Linked DNA regions of Homo sapiens: region 1 is linked to region 2. The links are chromatin contacts, found by Hi-C or POLR2A ChIA-PET in ENCODE. All regions are on one chromosome and are shown on one strand. The core of a region is the stretch at or near the end of the contact, and the rest is flanking DNA. Distances in the headings are between cores, read along the strand shown. Region 1 holds the start of LOC105378258 (a long non-coding RNA gene). Region 2 overlaps SPPL3 (signal peptide peptidase like 3).

Evidence for each region. Hi-C counts contacts between places; a loop is a spot of excess contacts on that map. ChIA-PET counts read pairs that join two places held with the same protein, here RNA polymerase II (POLR2A). Pooled maps may share reads with other maps.
Region 1: a map with no recorded cell type shows a loop between it and region 2 (2.0-fold over the local background). The contact joins two enhancer-like sites. A Hi-C loop is called at or near these places in 1 of 168 maps with a recorded cell type or tissue (CD4-positive, alpha-beta T cell), 1 of 37 single-sample maps with no recorded cell type and 1 of 50 pooled maps. POLR2A ChIA-PET finds 5 or more read pairs at or near these places in 1 of 52 experiments (activated naive CD4-positive, alpha-beta T cell).

What each region holds. Positions count from the first base shown.
Region 1 is chr12:121,092,483-121,098,292 of GRCh38, forward strand. LOC105378258 (a long non-coding RNA gene) reads right to left here and starts at 513. Exons shown (of 4, transcript XR_007063492.1): 1 at 1-513. RefSeq lists an enhancer at 602-1,103. Within about 2 kb of position 3,594, at least 4 of the 41 ENCODE cell types and tissues checked have a DNase peak (open chromatin) inside an H3K27ac peak, as active enhancers do.
Region 2 is chr12:120,757,744-120,763,990 of GRCh38, forward strand. It overlaps SPPL3 (signal peptide peptidase like 3), which reads right to left. Exons shown (of 11, transcript NM_139015.5): 11 at 4,767-6,247. Among named protein-coding and RNA genes, the nearest start is that of ACADS, 35 kb to the left of the region's middle. RefSeq lists a silencer at 5,355-5,518. Within about 2 kb of position 2,504, at least 10 of the 41 ENCODE cell types and tissues checked have a DNase peak (open chromatin) inside an H3K27ac peak, as active enhancers do.

The DNA.
Region 1 (5,810 bases), core at 2,344-4,843, 340 kb after region 2:
TGACCCACGGCCTGGGGCCAGCCATAAAGTGTGCCGACTCCTCAGGAACACTCTCCTACCCTGGAGTCAACGTTCTCCCAAGTTATTACAAGGAAGACATCTTGCTGGGAGAATATCATAGAGAAACTTACAGCAATTGATTCCCAGTTCAAACTTTTGACCTTTTTCACCATCTGCATAAGAATCCACCTGAATCCGAGTAGGGCTCTGGGAAGCCCCTGCAGTGTGTGTTGCACTTAGTACTCAGCAGACTGTGTAGGCAAATACCTGCCTTCAGAGGAGATGATATAGAGAGGCAGCAAGTACTGTGTCCGGAATTGGTGGGTTCTTGGTCTCACTGACTTCAAAAATGAAGCCGCGGACTCTCGTGGCCAGTGTTACAGTTCTTAAAGGCCCCCTGTCTGGAGTTTGTTACTTCTGATGCTCGGATGTGTTTGCAGTTTCTTCCTTCCGGTGGGTTTGTGGTCTCGCTGGTTCCAGAGTGAAGCTGCAGACTTTTACAGTGAGTGTTACAGCTCATAAAAGCAGCGTGGACCCAAAGAATGAGCAGTAGCAAGATTTATTGCAAACAGCAAAAGAATAAAGCTTCCACACTATGAAAACGGGTCGGAGCGGGTTGCCACTACTACCTCTGGCAGCCTGCTTTTATTCTTATCTGGCCCCACCCACATCCTGCTGATTGGTCCATTTTACAGAGAGCCAATTGGTCCATTTTACAGAGAGCTGATTGGTCCGTTTTGACAGGGTGCTGATTGGTGCATTTACAATCCCTGAGCTAGACACAAAAGTTCTCCAAGTCCCCACCAGAGTAGCTAGATACAGAGTGTCCATTGGTGCATTCACAAACCCTGAGCTAGACACAGGGTGCTGATTGGTGTGTTTACAAACCTTGAGCTCTATATAGAGTGCCGATTGGTGTATTTACAATCCCTTAGCTAGACATAAAGGTTCTCCAAGTCCCCATCAGACTCAGGAGCCCAGCTGGCTTCAGCCAGTGGATTCCGCACGAGGGCCGCAGGTGGAGCTGCCTGCCAGTCCCGCAAGGTGCGCCCGTGCTCCTCAGCCCTTGGGCAGTCGATGGGACTGGGCGCCGTGGGGCAGGGGGCAGCACTTGTCGGGGAGACTCAGGCAGTGCAGGAGCCCACGGGGGCGGGGTGGAGGTTGGGGAGACTCAGGCTCAGGCATGGGGGGCTGCAGGTCCCGAGCCCTGCCCCACGGGGATGCAGCTAAGGCCCGGCGAGAAGTCTAGCACAGCAGCTGCTGGCCCAGGTGCTAAGCCCCTCACTGCCCGGGGCGGCGGTGCCGGCCGGCCGCTCCGAGTGCAGGGCCTGCCGAGCCCACGCCCACCTGGAACTCGCACTGGCCCGCAAGCGCTGCGCGCAGCCCTGGTTCCTGCTCGCGCCTCTCCCTCCACACCTCTCCACAAGCCGAGGGAGCCGGCTCCAGTCTTGGCCAGACCAGAAAGGGGCTCCCACAGTGCAGCGGCGGGCTGAAGGGCTCCTCAAGTGCCGCCAAAGTGGGAGCCCAGGCAGAGGAGGCGCTGAGAGCGAGCGAGGGCTGCTAGCACGCTGTCACCTCTCACTGGGGGGCCAGGCAGTCCTGCTCTTATCCCAAGTCAGTTTCCCACAGGAGGGATCTGCCCAACCTAGTGCTGGCTTTTTCAAGTGCTTCCTTTGCATATTCTAAATCAACTCAAAATGGATTAGAGACTTCAATGTAAGACCTGAAATCATAAAACTACGAGAAGAAAACACAGGGGAAAAGCTTCCTGACGTTGCAAACCGTACATCTCATAAGGAGGCAATATCAAGAATATATACGGAACTCATGGAACACAGTAGCAAAAAACAAATCACCTGATTGAAAATGGGCAAAGAACCTGAACAGATATTTATCAAAAGAAGACATATAAATGCCCAACGGGTGTATGAAAAAGTGCTCAACAGCACTAATCATCAGGGAAATGCAAATCAAAACCTCAATGAGACATCACCTCACACCTGTTAGAATGGCTATTATCCAAAAGAGGAAAGATAACAACTGTTATTGAGGATGTGGGGGAAAGGGATCACTGTACACTGTTAGTAAAAATGTAAACTTGTACAGCCATTATGGAAAATAACATCCATCCACAGATGAATGGGTGAGGGAAACGTGTCTACGCAATGGAATATTATTCAGCTCCAAAAAAGAAGGAAATCCTGCCATTTCCAACAGCCTGGATGAACCTGCTATGCTAAGTGAGATAAGTAAGCACAGAAAGACTAATACTGCATGATCTCAGCCTGGTACAGTGGCTCACGCCTGTAATCCCAACACTTCAGGAGGCTGAGGCAGGTGGATCACCTGAGGTCAGGAGTTTGAGACCAGCATGGCCAACATGGTGAAACTCCATCTCTATTAAAGATACAAAAATAGATTGTGGTGGTGCACGCCTGTAGTCCCAGCTACTCGGGAGGCTGAGGCAGAATCGCTTGAACCCAGGAGGCAGAGGTCGCAGTGAGCCAAGATGGCACCACTGCACTCCAGCCTGGGCGACAGAGCGAGACTCCACATCAAGAAAAATAAATAAATAAATAAATAAATAAATACTGCATGATCTCACTTATATGTGGAATCTAAACTAACCAAACTCATAGAAGCAGAGAGTAGAGTAGAATAGTCGTTGCCAGGGACTGAGGGTTGGAGAAAACGGGGTGTTGTTTAATGGGTATAAAGTGTCAGTTATACAAGATGAGTAAGTTCTGGAGATGTAACGTACAGCGTGTAACAACACTCTGTTGTATACCTGAAATTTCTTAAGAGAGTAGATCTTAAGATCCTTAACCACCCCACCTCCAAAAAAGAAAGAAAGTGGTAACAATGTAAGATGGTGGGTGTTTTAGTTTGCGGTGATCATTTCACAATGTGTATTAAATATCCGGTTGCCCACTTTAAATATATACAATGTTTACTTTTCAAGCATATTCAGATAAAGCTGGGGGAAAACAAACAGCTTTCTGGGGCCATTGTTTGCAGACCCCTGAGTTAGGGCATTGTGTGATGGCTGGGTCAATTTCACTTCAGCATGGTAAGAGGCACGTGACAAAAACTGGCATGAAAGGGGCTGTTGGAACCAAGGGGCAGGAAAGGGCTGCCCTATAGGATCCGCCAGAAGACAGACCGGCATTTCACGAAGTGAGCAAATTCCGGAGGAAATAAAGGATTTCCGTTTTAAGGGGTTGGGAGGCAAGAGAAAAGGCTGAGAGGGTGTGTGTGTCTGAAATGGGGTCTCTGGGTGAGAAAACGTGTGAGATAAAGTGCGAGGCTGGAAAAACGCGCACGTGTGCAGGAGGCGGGGATCTGCTGCACCGAGTGTGCACATTTGCACGAACCGTGGGGGCGTCTGCGGCTGTGGGTGGAGAGGAAATCCTGGATCACACATCTGAGAGAGGGGGTGTGGGTGGGAGTGGGAGAGTATGTAAGAGCGTGGGTCGTGACAGGTGAGGGACTTGTGTGTGCAACTGTGCGTCCTGCGAGAGTGAGGAGGTCTCGGACTGAGGAACTGCGTTCAGTGCTCAGTGGTGAGTTCCCACGCAAGAGCCTGGGGAGTCAACCAGAAAGACCCGCACGCGGGGCGGGCCCAGCGACCTCGGGCGCCATCTGCTGATTACCAGACGCCACTACCTGAGAAAGGCCCCTCCAGTCTCCTCATTGCCCAGCTGCGGACCCTAAGCTGAGCCATAACCGTCCTACCAACCCACGTCAGCAGAAGAGCCCAGTGGGAGGGCGTGTGTTCACTTCTGCTCCTCTGGGCAAAGACGCCCAGGTCAGAAACACCCACCCGACCCTCCCACTACCCAGAGACAGCCCCACCTGCACAGCTCAGAGCAGGACCACTGACCCTCTGGCTCTCCGGTCATATTTGCTATTGAAGACCAGAATAAAGTATTTTTATCAGGATTGAATACATGACTCATGAATGAATAAATTCATTCTCCTTACATATCGGTTCCTATTGAGAAATATGGTGGCTAGAATTTATTTCCTCCGGAAAGAGGAATAAATGTGGAGCCCCTGGGTTTGGTGCTATTTATTACCCATTTCTCTGATGTTGTAAGAAAAGAGAGATTCAGAAGAAATATCACATTTCAGCCCCGAACTTACGTAGCTTGCTGCCGTTCTAGGTGATTTACTTAGATTGGCTTCTGCATTTTGACAAATGAGGAAATTGGGAGAATTAAAGCCTCTGGTTTTAAAGCCTGCTGCTGGGTCAAGTAGAACTGTGACTTTTATTTTTTTTTTTTTAGACAGAGTCTTGCTCTGTTGCCCAGGCTGGAGTGCAGTGGCACAATCTCAGCTCACTGCAACCTCCACCTCCCGGGCTCCCTCAGCGATTCTCCTGCCTCAGCCTCCCAAGCAGCTGGAACTACAGATGCCCACCACCACGCACGGCTAATTTTTGCATTTTTAGTAGAGGTGGAGTTTCACCGTGTTGGCCAGGCTGGTCTCAAACTCCTGACCTCAAATGACCCACCCACCTCAGCCTTCCGAAGTGCTGGGATTACAGGTGTGAGCCACCGTGCCCGGCCCAGAACTATGACATTTTGTTTTTGTTTTTCTCTGTTTCTTTGAAAAGAAATGGAGTGAAGGTGCAGAGATATGAGATAAATTATTTAAACACATTATTATTATTGTTGTTATTATTATTATTATTATTATTATTATTATTGAGTCGGAATTTCACTCTTGTTGCCCAGGCTCGAGTGCAATGGCATGATCTCAGCTCACTGCAACCTCCACCTCATGGGTTCAAGTTATTCTCTTGCCTCAGCCTCCCAAGTAGCTGGGATTACAGGCATGCGCCACCACGTCGGGGTATTTTTTTTTTTTTTTTTTTTTTTTAGTAGAGATGGGTTTCTCCATGTTGGTCAGGCTGGTCTCGAACTCCTGACCTCAGATGATCCACCCACCTCGGCCTCCCAAAGTGCTGGGATTACAGGCGTGAGCCACCGCACCCTGCCTTAAACACGTTATTAAATCAGTAAAATGAAGGGCCTGACAAATAAATGACCACTGAGCTAGGATGTAGAAGACCAAGGCCTGGAAGAAGGGGAGTCTGCCTCTTCTGTCACTGGTGAGCTACGACCTTCCCTGCAGGCACACCCTACGCTGTCCTTCAGGCTGGCTCTCCATGCCCTCGGGGGCCTCGGTCCAAACATCTGGACAAAGGCCCTATGAAAGGACCTCTAACAAAATATTTTCCACCATATTCAGCTAGAGTTGCATGTTTTTCTATTTTTCCTAATGAGAACATAGGACTTGAGAACTGATCATGTGTCTTCGCTTTAATTTGAAATGATCAGAATAATCTGAAAAAAACAGAACTATTGTCCAGGAAATGAGAGAGAACTGAATTCAGTCACTTAAATATATAATCAAATCCCTTCCCCAGCCTTCCCCCACATGTGCTGGTTTTTTCATTCTCACTCTTCAAACTGATCACCTATTAATCATCTAAAACCACAACAAAATGCTTTTGAAAACTTTTTAAAAAGAAGTGCATCTCATTTTATGTAAGTTGTGATGTAAGAAAAATAGTAAGATTATAAAAATATTTTTTACTTTTGATACAGTGACTAGCAAAGGTAAAAAAAAAAAAAAAACATAGGACATCGAAGGGTCAATTCATTGTCTGGGAAGAGGTTTTGGATTTATTTACCAAGCTTCTAAACATGGATCTTCCTAATCATAGAGAAAAAGCCCTTTCAAAGCAGTTGTTGTAGGCCGGGTGCAGTGGCTCAGGCCTGTAATCCCAACACTTTGGGAGG
Region 2 (6,247 bases), core at 1,254-3,753:
TGGGGTGGAGATCATTTCTAATCCTGGGATGAGGATGGAATATAATGATTAGGGACAGTGTTTAGAGCTTATTCTGCCACTTAGCAATTTGTGATCTTGGGGTCTTGGCGAGTTCCTTTGTGACAATGGTGACAGTAATGGCACCTGCCTTTATTAAAGGGCTCTTGGGAGGCATGACTGACACCCGGTGTGTGGCCATCATTGGCTGGGGCTCTCTCCAGCAGATCTCCCCAGATCTGCTTTGACACCCCAGGCCTCTGAGCTTTCTTTAGGTCATGAGTATGTCCCTTCTCCTTGCTTCACGTTCTCCTCAAATGAAGCCTGGCAACTGTGTCCCTGGCCAAATGATCAAGAGGGATGTGGGACAGGACAGGGCTGAGGACGAAGCCCGGGCCCATCCCTTCAAGGTAGCATCAGCTCCTTCATCAGCGACTTTTGGGGAGGGTCATGGGTCATCCCACCAGTTATTGATCTGCTTCATCAGACGGTGCCTCAGCCCTGATTGCTTCACTGTGTCCTGGAGGACTGAGAATTTTCCAAATGCGTGGCTGGAATCTCCTCTTTCACTCTCTCTAGTCTGGCTACTGTCCCTCTCCTATTCAGTGGACTGACCTGAGCCAAGTGGCTTAGAATGACACTGTGTTTTATTTTAACACAGGATAGGAGTTTGGCCCATGAGTCTTTTTTTTTGAGAAGGAGTCTCGCTCTGTCACCCAGGCTGGAGTGCAGTGGTGCGATCTCGGCTCACTGCAACCTTCACCTCCCAGGTTCAAGCGATTCTCCTGCCTCAGCCTCCCGAGTAGCTGGGACTACAGCCATATGCCAGCACACCCGGCTAATTTTGTATTTTTAGTAGAGACGGGATTTCTCCATGTTGGTCAGGCTGGTCTCGAACTCCCGACCTCAGGTGATCCACCCACCTCGGCCTCCCAAAGTGTTGGGATTACAGGCGTGAGCCACCGAGCCCGGCCCTGGCCCATGAGTCTTTTGTTCCAAGGGTGTTCAAGAAAAACCTAGATGTATCAACTAATACAGGCCCACAAAAGACTGACAGAATGGGAGCTTCACAGTGTAGTAAACTTTTCCCTCAAAACAAGCAGTAAGACTTTAAAGTACACTGAAGTTAAAGAGGGCACATGCAGTGTTTATTATGGAAAAAAAAAGTACAGAAAAATAAAAACGTCAACACTGGTTTGTGTGCAGAATCTGGGTAGAGGTTGATCTTCTTGGCCTTAAGAAGCCAAAATGAGGAACTGCATGGGCAGGGTCACCCACCATCCCCCTCTGCATATGGAGCTTTGTGCTAAGGCTTTCAGTGTGTAGAAGAAAATTTCAAGACCCTGGATGGGGGAAATCACCCCTCAGCAGAGGGGAGAGAACCAGTATTCCTAATGATGAACCGGGAGCTGTGGTGGTTTGAATAATGACAGCGTACAGATCTAATGATTTTAACTGTATTCCAACTCTCTGAGCATTGTGTGTGAAATATATGAGAACACAGTAAACCAGAAGAGCGCCTCATATTTACTCAATACTTTCTATGAGGCACCTTCATCCCCATTTCAGATGAAGCAGCTCGGACTCAGGGGGCTCCATCCCTAACCAGAGCCCCATGGTGGCTGTGTGGGGGATGCGCATGACAAATGCCTTCACACTCAGAGCACCACAGAGCAGTCTTCCTCCTGCCTCTCACTGTCCAGGTCATCTCGCATACTCTGCAAGGCTTTACATCACTGAAGACTTTTTTTTTTTTTGGCTTTAGCTGCTCTATTGGCTAGAACAACTCTTCTTCCCCAATTTCTTCTGTTATCTATTTTGGCAATTCATTGTTCAGGTTAAGAAGTGTGGAGTCACTGTGGAGTCCCCAACCCTGCATCCAATCTGGTAGCAAGTTCTGTTCTTCGCATCACCCTAGTCCAGGCCATGGCCTCTCTCACAGCGACTGCCCCGGGCAGAACGCCTACACTCAACAGGGGAGGGCTGCGGGAAGTGCCAGGAGGCACAAGCGAAGGAGGAAAGGTGGGGCCGGGGCTCCTGGCCAGATGGTGGTCTTGGGGAGGGTGGCACTGCATTCTACCCGCCGTCAAGCCGGCAAGGCCACGACTCATCCGTGCGATGCTTCGTCATCTTAGTTCCTCCCTGCACTAGCAAGCGCTCAGCCTCTTTCTCTGAAATTGGTTTCCGCCTTCCCCAGGGAGCTGTCACAGGATATGTTACTATCTGCCTGGGGATAAAAACCCCATCAAGGCACGACAGCAACCGCAGGTGTGAGGAAATTCAATCTCTAATGGCAAAGGCTCAAACACAAAAGCTAGAAGCTCACGTGGTGGCTACACTCCAGCAGCTCCAGGTGGGCAGAGTGAAAGGTGGCAGTAGCAGGCTGACAGGTGGTCCGCCTGGAGAGAGGCTCTCTGGTGAGACAGAGCAACTGGTGTCGGGATCCCGGGGCTGGATCGCTTGTCTTCAGACATTTGGTTGAATGCAGTGACCATCGTGCTGTCCCCCTCCGTCTCTGTCCTGTGGACACCCACTTCCTGTCTCCCATTCCTCACAAGCGCAGGCCTGCTGCCCACTGCCTGGCGGCTTCCCCACTCCCAGTCTCTCAAGTCTTGCTTCCTCTGCCTAACTGGTTCCCATTCCTGTCATCTTTGGATCTGGTGAGAATCCCAGGACTCCATGGGGGCTGGAGACAGCTCGTGGGCTTAGCTATTTTGGAACCTTCAGAGCCTCTGTTCGCCTGCAGACAGGTGGCGTGTTTTACAGGTTCTACTCAACAGGAAGAAGATGTCTTGGAACTTAAGAGAAAAACTGGTTAGGCAGACTCCAAATGAAAGGAACCAGAAGCGAAGCGGAGTCTGCCGCATGAATTCTTAAGACCTCAGGTTATCTAGGAAATCTACCGCACGCTAAAGTGCTCCTCCGTAAGTGCTGCAGTTAGAATCTTCACAGCCTCCCTGCAGGATGTTTGTATCAAGCACCTGCTAACCACTGGCTCCGTGCGGTAAGACTTCTGAAACCTGTAGTGACGAAAGATCATTGCGCTTGGGGCTGTAGGCTTTCGCTTGTCTTCAGACATTTGGTTGAATGCAGGCCTGTGTCCACCAGGAGCACTGGGCTTCTCCTACACCAACTTGCTTCTCAGCCTTCTCTTCATTGGCACATCCCGTCCAGTGATACAGGATCCCCAGCCCAAGCCTCTGCTATTTACAGCAAGGCCCAGAGTTACGGAGAGAAGGCTGTGGATTCTACTCTTGAACGCACTGTGGCATCCCTGCGTGACCTTGTGTGGGAATGGCTGCCACACCCCCTCCCCACAAGCCAAGCATGCTAAAGCAAGCCCTGCACAGACCGCAGGAGTAGGGGGTCAGGATGTCTGGTTTTGTTCACTGGGGGGCCCAGTGCCTCAAGCTTCACTGAAACATGACTGATTGCCTCTAACGGACAGGAAAGGGCTCTGGATTTCAAGGGAAAGGCTGAGGAGGAAACAGATGATGGCTGGAGCGGGAAGAATTTTGTGATGGGAGAGTCTCTGCGCATGAGACAGTTGGAATCTGAACCTGCAGAAATTTGAGTTTAGAGTTTTGCAGATAGAAAGCACCCTATACATTGCAGGGAATAGGAATAATTTCTGGATTAAAAAGTCTTACCTGGTTTATCCCTTCCAATAAGAGGAAGAAGCTTGAGTTGGATGACTCGATCTGCAGTGCTTCAGCTGACACGTGTTAGCAGCCATTGTCCTAGAAATGATTTCACTGTTGGAAACTGCTGAAGAAATGTGATTCGGTGAAGTGGGGGAGGCTGTCCTGGCCACTGTGCACTGAAGACCAGAAAGAGACCGAGATGGCTTCCTTCTGAGCCTGTACCGCTGACATAGCTCTGTAGAGAAGGGGGTTGTATAAATGATGTCCCTAAGGCATGTACTCCCATGTATAGACACGAGTGCTGCATTCCCAGGCTCTGACGTAAACGCTAGGCTTTACAAAACAGAAACGTACACACAACATGGGATCTGGTGAGCAGTAACGTGAGAGCTGCTAAGCAGACACAGCAGGTTCTATTTTTAACACTTGATTGGCAAAATGGAACTCCCTTCCCCTCCACCCTCACAGAGAACGAGTACTTTTGTTTTTCTTGTGGGTGACCTAACTTACCTGTTTACCCAAGGCCTGTGAGCCTGCTACAAAAGTAATTCAGACAGTAGCTTAGTCCCAAGCCACCGAACCGTTCCTATGCGGGGAGCTGTCACTGTCACATTCAGAAAGCGTATGCACTGTAATAACAGCAATGGAACACACTAGGCTTTGGACAGACTTTACTGTCATATCTTCATTAGCTCAAACTAGAAAAAAGAGTTATTAAAAAGCGGGAGTTCTAGTAACACACAGTCTCTTTGTGAGGAAAAAGGACTTCAGATCAGTGAGGAAGGAATCTGCTGAAATTTCATGAGCATGCCATGCCTAATGCAGCAGACTTCCTAGAAAACCCCTAAACCATGGTATTTGAGAAAACAGAATAAGAGGCGGACCTAAGTGTATCAGGCAGCGGGGAGCAAACGAGCACTGGAAGGGAAGTCTAATGTGTGCTTTAACTGCAGCCACCCACTCAACCCTCCGAGACGAGTAGAGTATTTGCTGTTTCTCTGCCAAAGTTTTAAGGGAGTGTTTTAAGGGCTTTGAAGATTAGCAACTGGAATCCAGGGTGCATTCACAGCCCTGTGTGGGTATTTCCCCCCAAAACCTGCACAGAAGTGAGAATGACAAAATAACGACGTTCCTTCTGTCTGGAATTTAATTTTCTTATGAAAACAAAGACAGAAAAATTAAAATGACCCACTGCCAGGATAACATTTCCTTTTTTTTTTTTTTTTTGAGATGGAGTCTCACCCTGTCGCCCAGACTTGAGTGCAGTGGCGCAATCTCTGCTCACTGCAACCTCCGCCTTCCAGGTTCAAGCGATTCTTCTGCCTCAGCCTCCCAAATAGCTGGGATTACAGGCGCCTGCCACCATGCCCAGCTAATTTTTGTGTTTTTAGTAGAGACGGGGTTTCACCATGTTGGCCAGGCTGGTCTCGAGCTCCCAACCTTGTGATCCACCTGCCTCGGCCTCCCAAAGTGCTGGGATTACAGGCATGAAGGATAACGTTATTTCTACCCATCACTGGCACTTGCCCTTAATCCGAGTCATTTTGGAGCCCCCCTCTCTGTCTCTGGGCCTGCTTAATTAGCTATATGCATCCTCGAGGGCTGAGAAGGAAGGAAGGGAGAGTCCGCAAGTGGATTTTTAGTCTTCACCCAATGCAGAGGCAGTTTTGAGTTCTGTGGACAGCAGAAGCTTCAGTTCTTTGATGTATCTATGACTGGGCCAGAGCTGCAGATGACCAGGTCTGGGGACAGACAGAGTCTTCCCATCAGTCTTCCAGAACAGGGAGGAGATGGCTGGGAGCTCTGTTTGGTACCAACAACCAAAGTGAAGATTATGTGACAAAGGCTACAAAGGAGTCATTTATTAAAAACAAAACCCCAGAAACCCCTCAGCAGGAATTGATGACAACAACAGAGGAATCCAACACCCTGACTGCTTCAGACTCTGTTGACAACAGGATGGGTGCCCCCTGTGAGCTCGATCCACAGTGACTTCAAGCCACAGTGACACAGCACACTAATTCATTACACAGGTCAAGACAGAGGCAGCCACTGGGGCGGGGACCCTTGGGGAGAGGCTGGAACTCAGGGCCCTTCTCCAGCCTTTGTTGTCAGGCATCCTCATGCCAACCGCAGGCTTCTCTTTGCCTCTGAACAATGGGCACCTTCTTACCAGGCAGGGGCTGCTTAGGTAAAGGTCAGCAGACCTAACACTAGTTACTCCCAGAAATCTGGGCTTGCAGCAGAGACCACAGCACAGGGCCAGGCTCTCAGGACACAGCAGCTGGTTCTTTCCCCAGTTACTGGAATTTAGGGCCCATCTCAGAGGGGCATTTGACATGTGTCCCCAACACCCGGTTGTCACCACAGGTAAACCAAGACTATAATCACAACAGCAAGGACAGGATTGTGTTGCTTTTTTCCTTTTTTTTTTTCTTAAAGGAGTGAGGGCATGGAAAATATACAGCACACCAATGAAACAAAATGTCAAAAAAAAAAATACAAAAAAATAGAAAATAGAAAAATGTATTTACAAGTAGTACGTTACTATGATGAGAAAGCACAAAGACACCTGCTGCTATAATACATGCATTGGCTCGAGAAGA